Linked DNA regions of Homo sapiens: region 2 is linked to region 1. A link is a loop called in an ENCODE intact Hi-C map of the cell type or tissue named here. Cell type or tissue: heart left ventricle. All regions are shown on one strand. Links, peaks and the distances in the headings refer to the core of each region. The heading gives the core; the rest is flanking DNA.

Region 1 (8,888 bases), core at 299-8,298:
GTAACATAATTTTTTGATTGATTTTATGGGATATAACGGTGTTGGGGATAACTCTATGCTCTCATCACATTTGTTTTATCATTTGGCTATCAAAACTGGAAACTCCAAACATCTCTTCTTTGCAACTTCTTTATTACCTAACCTACTTTGGTGCCCAAAGCCAAGAAAAGGTTTTACAATCCATGCACACTACCAGACCTGAAATACTGAAGATCTACGTCTCTGCTGGAATTTTTTATGGTCATGAAAACAAAATTGAGTGGTACTTGTCAGAAACACAAATGGTGTTCATAGTGACACAGAAGGTTTTATTACTAAGTATATTTTTACTCTGAATATCTCTACTTGCCCTGTATAATTTTCCCTTCAGCAGGGTATCTTTTTTTTTTTTTTTTTTTTTTTAAGGGTCTTTAGTCTTGGATTATTACAGCAAGCAAACAAGCAGATGGCATCATTGCTGAGCAGGGTTCCAGTGCGAAGGATGATACACTGAGCTCCCAAATCATAATTGAAGGTGGGATTAGTTGGAAGAATCTTGTTTATTAACAAAATCCTCTTCATTTATTTTATTCCCCAATAATAATTTGCCACTTACTAAGCCCTTATTCTGCACCTGGCATTTTATGCTAATCTTCACAACAACCCTAAGAGGCAAAGCTTCTTCTTCCATATTTTACAGATGAGGAATCTACGCTTAACAAGGCTAAGTAATTTAAGGTCATGCAGCCAGTGAGTGACAGAATTAGAATTAGAACCCAAGTCTGTGACTCCAAAGCCCTAACTAGCACAGATGGGGCTTCCTCACCAACTCTTAGATGTCATGCTTTGAACCCCTGGTTATCTTTGCAAAGGCAAGAATTGCTGTAAACTGAGCCCAAATAAGGACAGCTGTCTCCTTAGCATCATTAGTCACTTCTTCCTTCATCACTTCCCAGTGGATAGGAGGTTAGTAAGTGGCTTAACCGCTACCGAGATCATCCGCACACTCCATGCACAGATGGCACAGGGCTAGATGTGACTTAACCTAATTATTCTGCCCTTTCTGGCTCTTACTTCTAGAAATAGTCATCAAAAAAAGGGAGACTTTGAAAGACTTATTTAGGTCTCTCTACCTGAAAGAAGAGAAAATTATTTTGGAGGCAAATGAATTTCTAACTTTCCTGAAAGAAAGGGAGATTTTTTTTTTTTTTATGACTTGTCTGAGGAGAAGTCAATGAAGAGGCTGTTGCACACAATAGCTATTGAGTCACAAATAACACATGCACCCTGGAAGATTCCACTATTTGGCACGTATGGTGGCTAAAAAAGTGGAGAATCTTCTTGGTTTCTCTTCCCACCCAGCCTTTCTTAGGTACTTTGACGAGAAGGCACCTCTCACTTTCTATGAGCTTTGTAGGACCCTGAGCCATATTACCATCAGCTAAAGTCTTTATTTATTTTTAATTCTTGAGACAGAGTCTCGCTCTGTCACCCAGGTTGGAGTGCAGTAGCACAGTCTCGGCTCACTGCAACCTCTGCCTCCCGGTACAAGTGATTCTCTGGACTCAGCCTCCCGAGTAGCTGGGATTACAGGTGCCTGCCACCATGCCTGGCTAATTTTTGTATTTTTAGTAGAGACGGGGTTTCACCATGTTGGCCAGGGTGATCTCGAACTCCTGAGCTCAGGTGATCTGCCCACCTCGGCCTCCCAAAGTGCTGGGATTACAGGCATGAGCCACTGCGCCCGGCCAATAATGAAGTCTTTAACTGGCCATTTTCCTCAGTGTATTTTTTCCTCATCATGTCCACTTCAAGATGGATGAAGAAGCAGCCTCTCTAACCACCCCAACTTTAAATCCAGTAGGATTGTCTGCCAGAAATAAACCCCTCTCTTCAGGAAGACAAAGGCCAGGTGTTTCAGGCTGACAGCTTCTGAGATCTCCCCTACACTACATAAATCGTCACCACTCGCTGGGTAGACAAATAAGAGGAAGCCACTTAAAAAGTTTATCAAAAAGTAGAAAAAGTTATTCAAAAAGTAGAGATGGGGTCTTGTTATGTTGCCCAGGCTGGTCTTGAACTCCTGGCCTCAAGTGATCCTCCTGCTTTGGCCTCCCAAAGTGCTGGGATTACAGGTGTGAGCCACCGTGCCTGCCTGGAAGCCACTTATATTTGAGAGTTGGGAGGAAGGGACGGCTTTCTGGACCCAAGGAAACAGCAAGGCAGCAGGGCAGGGAGCAGGTGCTACTGGCAGGTGGCCGGCACTGCTGCTGGCCTGGAGGGTGAGGGACAGCAGGAAGACGGCAGACTAAGAGGCTGCACGCTTTGTGGAAATAGCTGAAAATAGAACGTGAGGTTAGGCCCTGAGAATTCGACTCCTGCTAATGGCAAAGAGAGAAGCCGAGGTCTTCCGTACGTAAGACCAAGGCAACAAATAGGGCCATTGCACACCCTGGGTCTGGCCTGCCTGCCTAGGATGCCAGCTCTCAGCCCTCACTCGTGGAAAGAGCTCAACTTTTAATTTTTTTATTTTATTAGTATTATTATTTTGAAACGGAGTCTCACTCTGTTGCCAGGCTGGAGTGCGGTGGCGGGATCTCGTTGCAACCTCTGCCTCCCGGGTTCAAGCGATTCTCCTGCCTCAGCCTCCAGAGTAGCTGGGACTACAGGCGCCTGCCACCACGCCCAGTTAATTTTTATATTTTTAGTAGAGACAGGGTTTGGCCATGTTGGCCAGGCTCGTCTCGAACTCCTGACCTCAGGAGATCCACCCGCCTCAGCCTCCCAAAGTGCTGGGATTACAGCATGGTGAGCCACTGTGCCCGGCAACTTTTTAATAATTTGTCTTCTTGCTGAATAACAAAGCTATCTAAGTAAAAAGATGTGTGTGTGTCTCTGTGTGTGTGTGTGTGTGTTTCACCTACTTGGTTGATTGGGGTCACAGTTGCAGTTTACACTGAGCCTCTAAATTTTATTTGGAAGACAAAGCAATATTTCTTTTGCTTCTTTTTTCTTTTTCTTTCTCTGTCCTGCTTTTAGGCAAGAAAGCAATATTTCATATCACAAGTTCAGCTGCTGCTGCTGACAGACAGTTTGCTCTGACTGTTCTTCACCAGACGAGGCAGGTTAAACTCTTGTCAGCCATATGTTGATTTGTTAACACTACCCATGTCCCAGGTAGCAGGCTCAGATGGGTCTCAAAATAGACCAGGCACACATGGCTGATAAGATCCCAGTGGGCAGAAGATAATGTTACACCATCTATGACATAACCTCTAGAATAATCACTGCTGCCCTTTGCTCCAGAGTCCAGCTCCAGTGCATGCAAACGTGGAAAGTCCTCAAACAGTGGGGGGTTTAGTGTGTGTGTGCTTTCCTTGAAATTGGTTAAACTTCCACTCAGCTTTGGAAGCTTCTAATAAGCGGTTCACAGCCTTTTCTTCTCTTTCTTCTCCTTTTTTGCTTCAGTGGGATGGATGGCCAAACAAACTTTCTGGTGGCTGTTAAGAAGAACAAAATTCTTTGCAGAAGCACGTGCCAGTGTTTTACAATGCACAGCACACATCGAGGCCTGCGGCACACACTGGAACACAATCGGATTCTGGAGCTCTAGGGACAAAGAGCACTGCTAATTTGTGCAGCCGCTGCCTTAGAATGGTGAGCAGGGAGGACACTCTAAGGAGAGGGAGTCAGGGCATCAGCGCAAATTGGTTTTCCAGGCGAAGGAAGGGGAAAGCCTCATCTTGGAAGAAATTTCAGTTTCTGTGGACCTGTGGACCTGATGTCGGGTTACCTCGCCCCTCCCCAGCAGGAGCCGAATGCCCGTGCCTTCTCTCCTGGAAAGCTGCCTTTCTAAGCTAGAGAACTGCTGCCACAAACCGATTCTGAGAGGAAGGGAATGTACTCTTCATATTTGTAGAGAAAACCAGGAAGTGAGGAGTCGCAGCCCCGGCTTCCTGGTCGGGCTGCTGACTCACACTGTCATCCTTTAAGCGATTTCCTTCATTTCTTTGCACCTCAGTTTCTCAGTTAAATGAAGGATGAAAATGCAATTCCCCTAGAGACATTGGCAATACCTCATTCATGTTTGCATTTCTTTGCGATAACTGGGATTAGAGATCTGATTACTGCAAAGCAGCATTACATGGAAGATTCCATCTTTATTGTCAACTTGAGGCCTATCTTTGAATGAATATCGTTCAAGGTCTTTTGGTCACCTTTCCCACTATTCATTCCATGCTGCCCCCTCCCCACTCCATCTATTCTTTTCCATGGTGACTTCAAGTGATGTCGTTTGCATGAAGTTTTGTCTCCGAGGAGAGGAGGCTTTAATTTCTCTTGGTTCATTCCAGAACATGGTAGTCCATGGATCACCACAGGCTTGACTGGTTGTGGGAGACAGGATTCAGAGGCCAGGAATGGGATCTCAGTCACAACCTCCATGCTCTTTTAAGGAATTTAGGCTGTCCCTTTGTACTTGATTTTCTTTTTCCTCTTCAAAGTGTCGACCTCTTTGTTTGGCTAGGGTGAATACATCACTTCCTCTTTGGGGTCTGCGTTTTGTCTCCTGCTGGGTTTGAAATGTCATGTAATTTGTTGGGTTTTCACTGGATTATGTTTGGAGTTTGTTTGTCTTTTTTGGTGTTCCCAAATCATCACTGGTCACCAGAACCCTCTCTCTTCTACCTCCTGATTAATGATGAGATAGAAGTGCACGCTCCTCAGCATTTGCCAAGAGAGACACATTCATCTTCAACTGCTCTCTCTGGTCTGTTGCCTATGAAGGGAGTTACCCTGCAAGGGGAAAAACAAAAACAAAAAAAACCCCACAGAGCTGTTATCTTTTCTTCCTGCTGAGCAGTCTGGCTGCTCTGTTGCTTTGCTCACTATCTGGCCAAACTTCATTTGAGAGTGATCTCCATGCTCCTCATCCAGAATATGGTGCAAGCCTCAGGTCCTTCTCTCTTCAGACTCCCCAACCTTTCCTTGGCTCCTCATAGAGGACATTTTCTGCTCCTAGAAGCAACATTTCTCTGCTATAATAAGTACCTTTTGGGGGATACACTTGGAATTTATTATTAACTCATCCCACAGCATTATTGATGTACTGCTACGTACCAGGCACTATACTATACTAGACATCAGGTGTGTGATGAGAATAATGAGGCCAGGTGCGGTGGCTCTCACCTGTAATCTCAGCAATTTGGGAGGCCGAGATGGGAGGACGGCTTGAGGCCAGGAGTTCGAGACCACCTTGGTCAACATAGCAAGACCCTGTCTTTACAAAAAATAAAAAATAAAAAAATCAGCCAGACATGGCAGTGTGTGCCTGTAGTCCCAGTTACTCAGGAGGCTTAGGTGGGAGGATCCCTTGAGCCCAGGAGGTGGAGGCTGCAATGAGCTGAGTTTGCACCACTGCACTCCAGCCTGGGTGACAGAGAGAGACCCTGTCTCTAAAATAAAATAAAATAAAATAGGCTGGGTGTGGTGGCTCACGCTTGTAATCCTAGCACTTTGGGAGGCCGGGGCCAGTGGATCTCGAGGTCAAGAGATTGAGACCATCCTGGCCAACATGGCGAAACCCCGTCTCTACTAAAAATACAAAAATTAGCTGGCGTGGTGCGCGCCTGTCGTCCCAGCTACTCTGGAGGCTGAGGCAGGAGAATCACTTGAACCCAGTAGGCGGAAGTTGCAGTGAGGTGAGATCGCGCCGCTGCACTCCAGCCTGGTGACAGAGCGAGACTGTCTCAAAACAAAAAAAAATAAAATAAAATAATGAGACTTATCTCCTGCTTCTAAGAGCAGGGCTGCAGGCAGAAAAGGGGTGGTGGAGGTGCAAGTAGTGATGGAGAGGGCTGAGAAAAACCTGCAGTCATAAGTTACAAGGCAAAGAGAAGCCCTTTTATAGTTCATAAGCATAGTGATTGGGTTTTTGCACAGATGAGACACCTTGTTAAGATGTTGGCACTTTACTCATAAGACATAAACACACACACACACAAACACACACACCAAAAAACAATGCAAAGAGAAAGATTTCTGATGGTGACTTGAATCTAGTAGTGATAATATTCATTGCACAACTTTACCATCTATTATAGCAAAAACATTCCCCCGAATTCTTACTGTGTGCCAAGCACTGTGCTCAGTAATCTCAATCCTTACTCAGCCCTTTGTGGTGAGTTCTATATTCACCCTTATTTTACAGATGAAGGAATGGAGATTTGAGGAGGCTAAGTAATGAGCGCAGGGTGATTAGCTAATATCAAACTCAGGCACTGAGGCTATGCTGTCTAGAGAAAGAAATACATGCTAGGGACCTTCTGGACAGGGTTCTGCCTATACTTGTGACAGCACTGGAAATTAAGTCCTCTCCCCTGTGTTTCTCTGAAAAGAAATAATTTATTTCCTGTGTTCTGGAAGGACATTGGGTGAAGTTGGTTGTGTTTTAAAGCATGTCCATTGACGCCTCTTTTGGTTCCTGAGCCATTAGCAGGAGGCTCCTGCTATATTTCACATGACCCTGTCTTAGTGACCTCTCTGTTGGCCTTAGGGAAAACATGGGGGCCATTTTGCTAATCCAATGAGGAGTATCTGCTTAGAAAGGGAATTTTTTGGGGGGCAATGCCAGTGGCTGAGTAGCTCTCCCTTCTTCGTAAAAAAAAGAGAAGTCGGCTGGGCACAGTGGCTCACGCCTGTAATCCTAGCATTTTGGTAGGCCAAGGCAGGCAGATCACGAGGTCAGGAGTTCGAGACCAGCCTAACCGACATAGTGAAACCCTGTCTCTACTAAAAGTACAAAAATTAGCTGGGCATGGTGGCACGTACCTGTAATCCCAGCTACTCAGGAGGCTGAGGCAGAAGAATTGCTTGAACCTGGGAGGCAGAGGTTGCAGTGAGCTGAGATCGCGCCACTGCACTCCAGCCTGGGCTACAGAGCTAGACTCCATCTCAAAAAAAAAAAAAAGAAAGAAAAGAAAAATAAATCTTTCTAATATTTTTAAAACTATTAAGAACTATGGCCTGACATGGTGGCTCACGCCTGTAATCTCAGCACTTTAGGAGGCCAAGGCGGGCGGATCACGAGGTCAGGAGATCGAGACCATACTGGCTAACGTAATGAAACCCCATCTCTACTAAAACTGCAAAGAATTAGCTGGGCGTGGTGGCGGGCGCTTGTAGTCCCAGCTACTCGGGAGGCTGAGGCGGGAGAAGGGCGTGAACCCGGGAGGCAGAGCTTGCAGTAAGCCAAGATCGTGCCACTGCACTCCAGCCTGGGCGACAGAGTGAGACTCTGCCTCAAAAAAAAAAAAAGAACTCCTTGACCTCAAGAGAGCATCCCTGAAATTGACCTGCTTGTCAAGGTCTTGGGCGATGTCTTTGTTGCTACAGTTAAGGGGCACCTCACAGTTCTTATCTGACTTCTCAACATCATTTGCTGCTGTGATATTTTGAATGAATCTGTTCTCTTGGTTTCCTTCCTCTCTCTGAATGATGCTTTGCTTGTCTCTTCAGGGTTCATGGTTTCCAAAGATATATTTATTCTCTCATCTCAAGGCACTCTCATTTTCAGAGATCTCATTCATTATCAGGGCTTCCACTGTCAGCTTTATGTGAATGGCTTCCAAATCTCTGTCTTCAGACTGTATCTTTCTTCTTGGGTGCACATGTATGCACAACAAGTCTGTGGCTTGAGTAACCTCAAACTCAAAGGGTCCAACACCTAACTTGTCCTCTTTGCCCCAAGCCCTCTTGTGTTATCCCTGAGAAGGGCACCACTGGCCATCAATTGGCCAAAGCTAGGGGCTTTGGCATCATCTTCCATTCTTCCCATTCCCTCTCACAACAACAGCTAATCCTTCAACACTTTCCATTCCATAATTACGCATATCTCTTTATTTCTCTCCACCTCATCACTGCCACCTCAGTTCATGCCACCATCATCTCTTCCCTGTGTGGACTCTTGCTCCTGCCAATTCATGCAACTCAGATAATGTGAGTTTCCTTACCTTCTTAAAACTCTCCAAGGATTGCTACTGCTCTTGGGATAAAATTTAAATGTTTTGATATGGCTCACAAGGCCCTGTATGACCTGGCATCAACTCTTCCTCTATTCCCCCACTTCACACTCATAATTCTCCAATTTCACATACTACATCTTGCCTATGTGGTCTTCAGTACATGCTAATCCATTGGCCTGGATTGGTCTCCCCTCTCCTTGTAAGCTTTCACTTGGCTAATTCTTGCTTGTCTTTTAGAGATAAAGCTTAGATATCACTTAGCTATGACCTCCCAGACTGGGCTAGGTTGTTTTCATCTCTACCCCATCCTCAAACTCCCACCCACTGGGGCCTCTTTCTTCCTATTAGAGCATTTGTCACTCAATATTAATTGGTTTTTGTCTGTATTGTCTAATAGATGAGCTCTGTGAGGCCAGGAATAGAGCGATTCTATATACTATTATATTTACAGAGCCTTGCACACAGTAGGGTAGAGGTCTATATGAGTTATTTATGGCTGCATAACAAAAGACCCTAAAACCTAGTGGCTTAAAACAACAAGCATTTATTATGTCACAGTTTTTTGTGGGTCAGGAATTTGGGAGCAACTTAGCTTTCTCATGAGATTGCAGTCATCTGAAGGCTTGACTGGGGCTGAATGATCTTCCAGGATGGCCCACTCACATGGCTGATGGCAGGAGGCCTTAGCTACTCACCACTACGTGGGCCTTTCCAAATGTCTGCTTGAGTGTCCTTACGACATGGCAGCTGAGTTCCCCCAGAAGGTGTGATCTAAGAGAAAGAGCAAAGAGGAGACCACTATGCCTAGTATGTCCTAGACTCACTTGGATCATTATTTTGGCCATTTTGGCAACATTGAATTTGTTAGAAGAGACTATATACGGCTCA
Region 2 (8,888 bases), core at 651-8,650, 46 kb after region 1:
CCGCACATTTGGGAGCCCTGTCCAAAGGGCTGCCACGGCACCACGGTGGCTGCTTCTGTGGAGCAGCTGCTGAGGCATCCTACTTCTCCTTTGGGTCTTTTGAGGTCCACCCTTTGTTTGTGTCTTTGGTCAGTGCTGACCATGCAGAAGCCACGTCAGAGAGAGCCTGGCTACCCCGAGGGGTGGTGCTGGCTTGTGACCACCACACTCTTAAGGGTTATCCTCAGCTTTCTAGGACCTGAAGCATAATGTTGTCCACTCACCCAGAACTCTTCCAGCTGCGCAGCTTTTGCTAACAAAACTTTTCAGGGAAGGATCATCAGCCTGCATGTCAAGAGCTGCGTATCTTCCCAGGGACTGGGGAACCCATGTTCCCAGCACCAGTGCTGCTTAGTGAGGGGGGAGTCAGAATAGAGGGAGCTGAACCCCAGGACCACAGCTGCCCCTCGAAACCATGAAGTCCTCAGGAGGCTTGCTGAATTGAAGCTGCCATACCCCATGCAGACGGCCTCCATCTGTTGCCAAAGCTCTTTCAGACAGGTTCAAATACAGTTAATTCAGCTACACCTTTCCCTAGATTAACTGTAGAGTTAACTATATGAAATTGCCATATTTGTGGGTCAAAAACAGTCCAATATTACAACTTCATGTAGTTCCACCTAGTAGTTTTCTTTTAAAACTTTCTTTTTTTTATTTTTTTTTGAGATGGGTTATACTCTGTCACCCAGGCTAGGATGCCATGGCGAGATCAGGGCTCAATGTAGCCTCGACCTCCTAGGCTTAAGTGATCCTTCCACCTGAGCCTCACAAGGTGCTGGGATTACAAGCATGAGCCACTATGCTCAGCCGCTTTTAAAATTTTCTTTTTCTTTTTTTTTGAAACAGAGTCTCACTCTGTTGCCCAGGCTGGAGTGCAGTGGCACGATCTTGGCTCACTGCAACCTCTGTGTCCCAGGTTCAAGTGATTCTCATGTATCAGGCTCCCTAGCAGCTGGGATTACAGGCACACACCACCATGCCTGGCTAATTTCTGTATTTTTAGTAGACATGGGGTTTTGCCGTGTTGGCCAGGCTGATCTCGATCTCCTGACATCAACTGATCTGCCCACCTCAGCCTCCCAAAGTGCTGGGATTACACGCGTGAGCCACCATGCTCGGCTCTTTTTCAATTTTCAATTTTCAATTTTAAACTTCTAAAAAGCAAAAGGTTGCAAAAACAGTGTTAAGAGGTCCCATGCACTCATCACTCAGCTTCTGCAATGGTGACATCTTATGTAGTATTATATGCTGATCAAAACCAGGAAATTGGTATTGGCATCATACAGCTAATTAGTTTACAGATCTTGCAATGAACTGGTTTACAGGCTTTGCTTAGATTTTTACCAGCCTAATGGCTTTTGGGGGCTACCTCCTAGTGACTTCCACACTGACACTAAACAATCTTTTACAGTCTATTTATTTTACAGATAACAGATCACTTATTTTGTTTTTAAGTTTTTGCAAATATTATGTTCTCAAGATAAAAATTCAAATGATATAATTTTGTATAAAATAGAACACGAGAGCTTCCCTCCTCTCTTTTCTCTCTCTCTGTAGAAGTAGCTACCATTGGAAAGCTGATGTAAATCTATCTTTGCTTTTTCCTATGGATACACACACACAAATACATATGCAATTTCTTTTACAAAAACAATCATATTTTATAAACGTTCTCTTAATATGTTATGAACAAATTAATTGCAATAGTACCACGATTTTTGTTTATTACCATTTTCTTTTATTTGTTTCACTGAGTGAAAGATCAAGTTCTGAGAGTGATTTACTCTGCCCTGGCAAGTGAGTCTTGAGTGCTCTCCTTTAATCCGGCCTCCACGCTGCAGATGACAGTGTCTTCCTGGCAGGATATTCTGTCTCTTTGTCATTTCAGATTCCCAAATTGATTGCATCATTCTCCACCAGAGCCCGAATTTCTGCTATGACCTCTGCAGCTTCTGGGCTGCTCTGCTCCACTCCACTCACTCACTCTCTCCATCGCGGTCAGCCAGGTTTGCTGACCCATCTATGAGCTTCTTTGAAACTCAGCACATTTATGATTTAGGATTTCTCATCTGTCAGACCTGCATCTCTCCCAAGATTGTTTAACTTGGGACACGGTTATTAAATCTCTGTGGACTTCTGTTTTCTCATCCGTAAAAGGATCACCTACAGGGCTACAGGCTCTAGAGCAGGGGGAGGCACAGTTTTTCTGTAAAGGTCCAGGGAAGCAGGCCAGGTGCAGTGGCTCACACCTGTAATCCCAGTACTTTAGGAGGCCGAGGCAAGAGGATCACTTGAGACCAGGGGTTTGGGGCCAGCCTGGGTAATATAGTGAGATCCCATTTCTACTTAAAGAAAAAAAATTAAAAGGTCCAGGGAAGCAAACACTTTAGACTTTGCCAGCCATATGGTTTTTGTTGCAGCCAATCAGCTCTGTCATCGTGGTGCAAGAGTAGCCACACACGATAGGTAAATAAATAGACAGGGCCGCATTCCAACAAAACTTTACATGTGGACACTGAAATCTGAATTTCATATTGTTTTAACGCACCACAAATTCTTCTTCTTTTTCTCAACTGTTTAAAAATGTAAAGAATGTTTTTGACTCACAGGTGGTACAAAAACAAAGGTGGTGGGCAGGACTTAGCCCATGGGCTGTAATTTGCCAACCCCCTGGTCTAGGAGGAAGCACCTAGGCTTTGGGGTCAGATAAACTAGGATTTCAGTAGCTTTTGTTATCTATCTTTTGTCACCTGCTAACTGTGTGACCTTGAGCAGGTTATATAAGCCTCTTAAACTTCAGATCTGGAAGGGTTGCTATAAGCATTAGAGATAACCTATGTAAAGTCTGTGACACGCAGAGGGCACTCAGTAAGTGCGAGTTCCTTTTCCACGTGCTTGAGGATATTTCCAAGACTAGAATTCAGTAACCCAGAGCACAAAGTCCATTTCCATTGTAAAGCGTTTTGGGGTGAAGATGACTGAGAGGTGTGTTACACTGGTTTAAACATACTCTGCAGATTCTTTGGCTTAATTGCAAGTGTACACATGTGTGCATAGAGATTTTATGTTTACGCACAGATCCCATGCCCCTCCATGGCGACAGGGAGCAAGTGACCTCTCACAAGGGGTCCTGAATTTTAGATTGTACAGGAGATGCCTCCAATTTAGTAATTTCTTACTCTTTTATAACTTTATAGCAATTTGTGGCATGCTTCTTAAATCAAGAAGTTTCAACAAAATAAAAAAAATCAATATGCATTATATATTCTATAAAAGAGACACTTCAGTAACTCAAAAAGTCTATGTTCTTCAAGTGCCCCGCCACAAAGGGTTATAGCCCTTGGATGAAGCATCTTTCTAGTCCTCTTCTGAACTTACCCACTTTCCTGTTCAGACAGGCCCCATGCTGGGACATTTCAACCCACTGTAGAATTTAAAGTGACTTACATGTTGTCGTAGTCCATTTTGTGCGGCTATAACAGAATGCCTGAGACTCAGTAATTTATAAAGAAGAGACATTTATTTCTCAGTTCTGGAGGCTGGGAAGTCCAAGATCAAGGCTCCAGCATCTGGCAAGGGCTGCTCTCTGCTGCCAAGATGGCACTTGCTGTGTCCTCTGGAGGAGAGGGACCTGTGTCCTCACATAGCAGAAGAGCAGGAAGGAATGAACCCACTACTGAAAGCCCATTTTGAAAGGGAACTAATTCATTCATGAGGGCAGAGCCCTTGTGACCTGAAGATCTCTTCAGAGGCTCCACCTCCCAACACTGCTGCATTGGGGATTAAGTTTCCCACGTATGAATTTTGGGAAACACATTCATAACATAGCACATATATTATTTCATTCGACACCTAGAACTGGTTTTATTAGTATCTTTTTGTGTGATGGAACAGGCTCAGAGAGGTTAAAATGATTACCAACAGCACACAGCTGTAGGAGGAACTAGAATGCAGACCCTGGATTCCTGGTCTAGTCCTCTGGCCAATGTGTGGCCTTCTTCCAACACCACTTCTAAATATTATATTTGGTCCATTTCACCTCTTTATTATCTAGTTTTTGAAGATATGGTCTGTATCTTTTTTGTATTACATGAGAGATTCTAGACAGTTTTACCTAATGCAGTTTTCAACAAATACAGACACTCCTCTACTTACGATGAGGTTATGTCTGGATAAGCTCATCCTAAGTTGAAAATATTGTACCTTTTGTTTTGTTGTTTTCTGAGACAGGGTCTGGCTCTGTTGCCCAGGCTGGAGTGCAGTGGCATGATCTTGGCTCACTGCAGCCTCCACCTCCCAGGCTCAAGTGATACTCCCACCTCAGCCTCCTGAATAGCTGGCACTATAGGCATGCACCACCATACCTGGCTAAGTTTTATCTTTTTTTGTAGAGACAGGGTTTCACTATGTTGTCCAAACTGGTCTTAAACTCCTAAGCTCAAGTGACCTGCCTCAGCCTCCCGAAGTGCTGGGGTTACAGGCGTGAGCCAGTGTGGCCGGCGAAAATATTGAACCTTTGACTTATGGTATTTTCAATTTAGGATGGGGATATCAGACATATCCCCATATGCTGAGATGTGTAGAGAATACCTACTGCTTTTGCACCATTGTAAAGGAAAAAAAATCGTAAGTGGAACTGTTGCAAGTCAGGAACTGGCTGTAGTCATTTCTTCATTCACATATTCAGCAGCTGTGCTCAAGTCATTGCCCTTCAGTTAGTCATTTGTAAGCATTTGCTGGGTGCTTCTGTGAGCTCAGGGAAGAGATCACAAATGCTGTGGAGGATATGCAGGAGGTTTTCCAATGTAGCTGGTTTTCCAACATGAGGCAAGAGCCTCAGCCTTAGACAGACTCAGGCCCAGGTCTCAAAGCTGGTTAAACTCAGGTCTAAAGTTCCTTAATCTCTACAGGTCTTGTTTCCTCACCTGTAAAGTGGAGAAATGAATATCTACTTCATAATAATGTTGTAAGAACACAAGTGCTTGGTTTACAAACAGTGCTGATGAAATAGTAGCTATTATCAATCATAAGCAATGAATACCGTATTAGGCAGGATAGAGTAGGTTGCACGGGGTTCCCCAGCTCAGTGTCTTACCACGTTATCCCTCATATATTGATGCCCTACGACCATTGTGGATGCGCTGAGGCTCCGCTCCAAGTCATCTTCCCTTGGGACTCATGCTGACTGAAAGGTTGTATCTGGAACACCAGAGAGAAGCTGAGGACAGAGAGAGCTTGGCAGAGCCCACACCGGCTGTTAGAGCCCAGGGTGACCTGCGTTACTTCTCCTCACCTTTCGTGGGCCAAAGCAAGTCACATGGCCAAGCCTGACAGGACTGGGAAGAGAAAATAGAATTCTCTCCTGGCAGAGGCAGTGAATATTTTGGAACACTGTTACAGTTTACCACAATATAATATATGCAAAATAACCTGTAGAGACTACCAGAAAGTGTGGTACAGAAGAGACATGCAAATATGGAATCAACAGTAACACTGAGTGGGCTTTTAGACTTAATTGCTTCCAGAACAAACAATTCTTTTTTTTTAATTAAACATTTTTTTTTGACTGGGCATGGTGGCTCATGCCTATAATCCCAGCACTTTGGGAGGCCGAGGGGGAGGATCCCTTGAGTCCAGGAGTTCAAGACCAGCATGGGCAAGATGGCGAGATCCCATCTCTATTTTTTTCTAATTAAATAATAATAATAATAATAATAAATAAATTCATTTTTTTGAGACAGAGTCTTGCCCTATCACCCAGGTGGGAGTGCAGTGGTTTGATCATAGGTCACTGCAGCCTCTAACTCCTGAGTTCAAGTGATCCTTCCACCTCAGGCTCCCAGGTAGCTGGGACTGCAGGCATGAAGCACCGTGCCCAGCTAAGTTTTTAACTTTTTTTCTAGAGATGGGGTCTCACTATGTTGCCCAAGCTTGTCTTGAACTCCTGGCCTCAAGCAATACCCCCACCTTGGCCTCCCAAAGTGTTGGGATTACAGGCGTTAGCCACCATGCCCAGCTGAGAACAAATGATTCTTTAAGAATTTTCTGAGAAAGGCTTGTCATGCTCACTCTCTTGTCAGGCTTATATAAAATCAAAGATTACTGTACATGCACTCCAACAGTTGTGAAATACAGAGTTCCAGGACAGCCAAGCTTCTGTTTATCTTCCTCAAGGCTTTCTGAGGCAATCATCAATCAAGTTAAATAACTTCTTGTCATTCAACCTAGGTTTTTAAAATGCATTTGGAGAAATCAATAGCATTTTGGAGACTCATTAATTTGAATGTGAGGGCACACACACACACACACACACACACAGACACACACACACAGTTGTCAATCTTTTGGATCCTGTATCAGTCAGGTCTTTTAGTTACAAACAACAGAATCCATGCTAGGAAAAAAAAAAATCTAGTAATAGCAACTAAGTAGCTCAGAAAATTTCCAGGAGAGCTTTGTTCTTAAAAACAATAGCTGAACTACATTGATCACATTGCCAGATTGTTCCAGTAGAATACTGACTGCTGCCAACACTGGGTGTGAGGCATTGCTGTGAGAACCTCTGCCAAGTTACCCTTGAAAGGTAGACATCTCCCTTCCTTGTGCTCTGCCACCTTGCCAGAATGGATCCTGGGTGACTTCCTCTGTTTTTGAAAAAACATCTCTTTTATTATTTTTTTTATTATTTTTTTTGAGATTGACTCTCGCTCTGTCGCCCGAGCTGGAGTGCCTTGGCACAATCTCGCCTCACTGCAACCTCCGCCTCCCGGGTTCAAGTGATTCTCCTATCTCGCCCTCCTGAGTAGCTGGGACTACAGGTGTGTGCCACCACACCCGGCTGATTTTTTTTAATTTTTAGTAGAGACGGGGTTTTACCGTGTTAGCCAGGATGGTCTCAATCTCCTGACCTTGTGATCTGCCCGCCTCGGCCTCCCAAAGTGCTGGGATTACAGGCGTGAGCCACTGCGCCCGGCTCTTTTATTTTTAAAAATAATCTTCTCCAGGTCAAAATCACATGCATTCACCACCTTAACCAAGTGATCAAATTTAGCATCTCCAAAATGAGAAAATTTGATATAGCATGTGTCATAATGTGATCCATTATGACATACGCAGCATCACCTGTGACATTCTTTTATCAGAAGGCACTAATATCTGGTGGACTTTATTTTTTTGATGATAGCAGCTATGGATAATCATTGCCTAGACCCATTAATTCCTTGGAAGTTACAAAATGGTGATATTGTAATTGTGCCATTTCTTTTAAAACAAAACCTTTTTATTTTATTTTATTTTATTTTTTTTAGAGACAGGGTCTTGCTGTCACCCATGCTAGAGCACAGTGGTGCAATCATAGCTTACTGTAGCCTCAATATTTTGGGCTCAAGAGATCTTTCCACCTCAGCCTTCTGAGTAGCTGAAACTACAGGTGAGTGCCACCATGCCTGGCTAATTAAAATTTTTTTTTTAGTAGAGATGAGGTCTTGCTATGTGGCTCAGGTTGGTCTCAAACTCCTGAGCTCAAGCAATCCTTCTGCCTCAGCCTTCCAAAGTGCTGAGATTACAGGCATGAGCCACTGTGCCCAGCCTATTTAAATTTTTTTTTTTTTGGAAATTGGAATAGTTTAATAAGGACACTCTTCCCCTTAGCTATTTTTAATTACAGGTTGGTCAGGCTATAATAGAAAGGCAAGATAAATGTTTGGTTCTTTCCCTTTATTAGTTCTTAAATTCATGAAAATTGGTTCTCTAGCACCCTATCATCCTTTAAAGGTGGCCAATTCATTTTTTTAAAAAAGAAAATCAATATGACTTCATGCATTAAAACATATTTGAGCTTCAGTCAATTGTAGTTCTTTTTTCTTTCTTTCTTTCCTTTTTTTTTTTTTTTTTTCTTTTTTTGAGACAAGAGTCTTGCTCTGTCACCCAGGCTGGAGTATAGTGGCATGATCTCGGCTCACTACAACTTCCTCCTCCTAGGTTCAAGTGATTCTCCTGCCTCGGCCTCCCAAGTAGCTGGGATTACAGGCAAGCACCACCATGCCCGGCTACTTTTCTTATATTTTTAGTAGAGACAGCGTTTTGCCATGTTGGCCAGGCTGGTCTCGAACTCCTGACCTCAAGTGATCCACCTGCCTTCGCCTCCCAAAGTGCTGGAATTACAGGTGTGAGCCACCGTGCCCAGCCCCAGTTGTAGTTCATTTTTGAGGCTCAAATTGTTCTATCTTTTTCTAGTGGAAACCACTTTAATTTGGTTCTTGAGTTCTTTTGACATGACTTTTGTGGTCTTTATTTTTTGTTTGTTTGTTTTTTGAGATGGAGTCTCACTCTGTTGCCAGGCTGGAGTAAAGTGGCGCGATTTTGGCTCACTGCAACCTCTGCCTCTGGGTTCAAGTGATCCTCTTGCCTCAGCCTCCCAAGTAGCTGGGACTACAGGCCCGTGCCACCACGCCCAGCTAATTTTTTGTATTTTTAGTAGAGATGGGGTTTCACCATCTCAGCCAGGATGGTCTTGATCTCTTGACCTCATGGTCTGCTTGCCTCAGCTTCCCAAAGTGCTGGGATTACACGCGTGAGCCACCGTGCTTGGCCTGTGGTCTTTATTTTTAAGAATTATTTTTATTTAAAAAATATTTTTTAGAGACAGGGTCTTGCTCTGTCCCCAGGTTGGAGTGCAGTGGCATGGTCAGAGCTTACTGCATCCTTGACCTCCTGATCTCAAGGGATCTTCCCACCTCAGCCTCCCAAGTAGCTGGGACTACAGGCGTGTGTCACCATGCCCAGCTAATTTTTTTGTTTGTTTTGAGACAGGGTCTCACTCTGTCGCCCTGGCTGGAGTACAGTGGTGC

Evidence for each region. Peaks named below come from ENCODE experiments on the same cell type or tissue, not always from the same donor. Only the 100,000 strongest peaks of a DNase experiment are listed, where the experiment ranks them.
Region 2: it touches region 1 in a loop (1.9-fold over the local background); 7 of 110 quality-filtered maps call a loop at or near these places.

What each region holds. Positions count from the first base shown.
Region 1 is chr6:7,037,534-7,046,421 of GRCh38, reverse strand. No RefSeq gene overlaps it. Among named protein-coding and RNA genes, the nearest start is that of RREB1, 66 kb to the left of the region's middle. RefSeq lists an enhancer at 3,068-3,956. In heart left ventricle, for the core only: no CTCF peak of the experiment used is centred there; a DNase peak (open chromatin) is centred at 3,901; H3K27ac peaks cover 1,876 bases.
Region 2 is chr6:6,991,400-7,000,287 of GRCh38, reverse strand. LOC105374904 (a long non-coding RNA gene) reads right to left here and starts at 6,192. Exons shown (of 3, transcript XR_926432.1): 1 at 6,148-6,192; 2 at 5,135-5,238; 3 at 4,463-4,964. In heart left ventricle, for the core only: no CTCF peak of the experiment used is centred there; a DNase peak (open chromatin) is centred at 5,301; H3K27ac peaks cover 790 bases.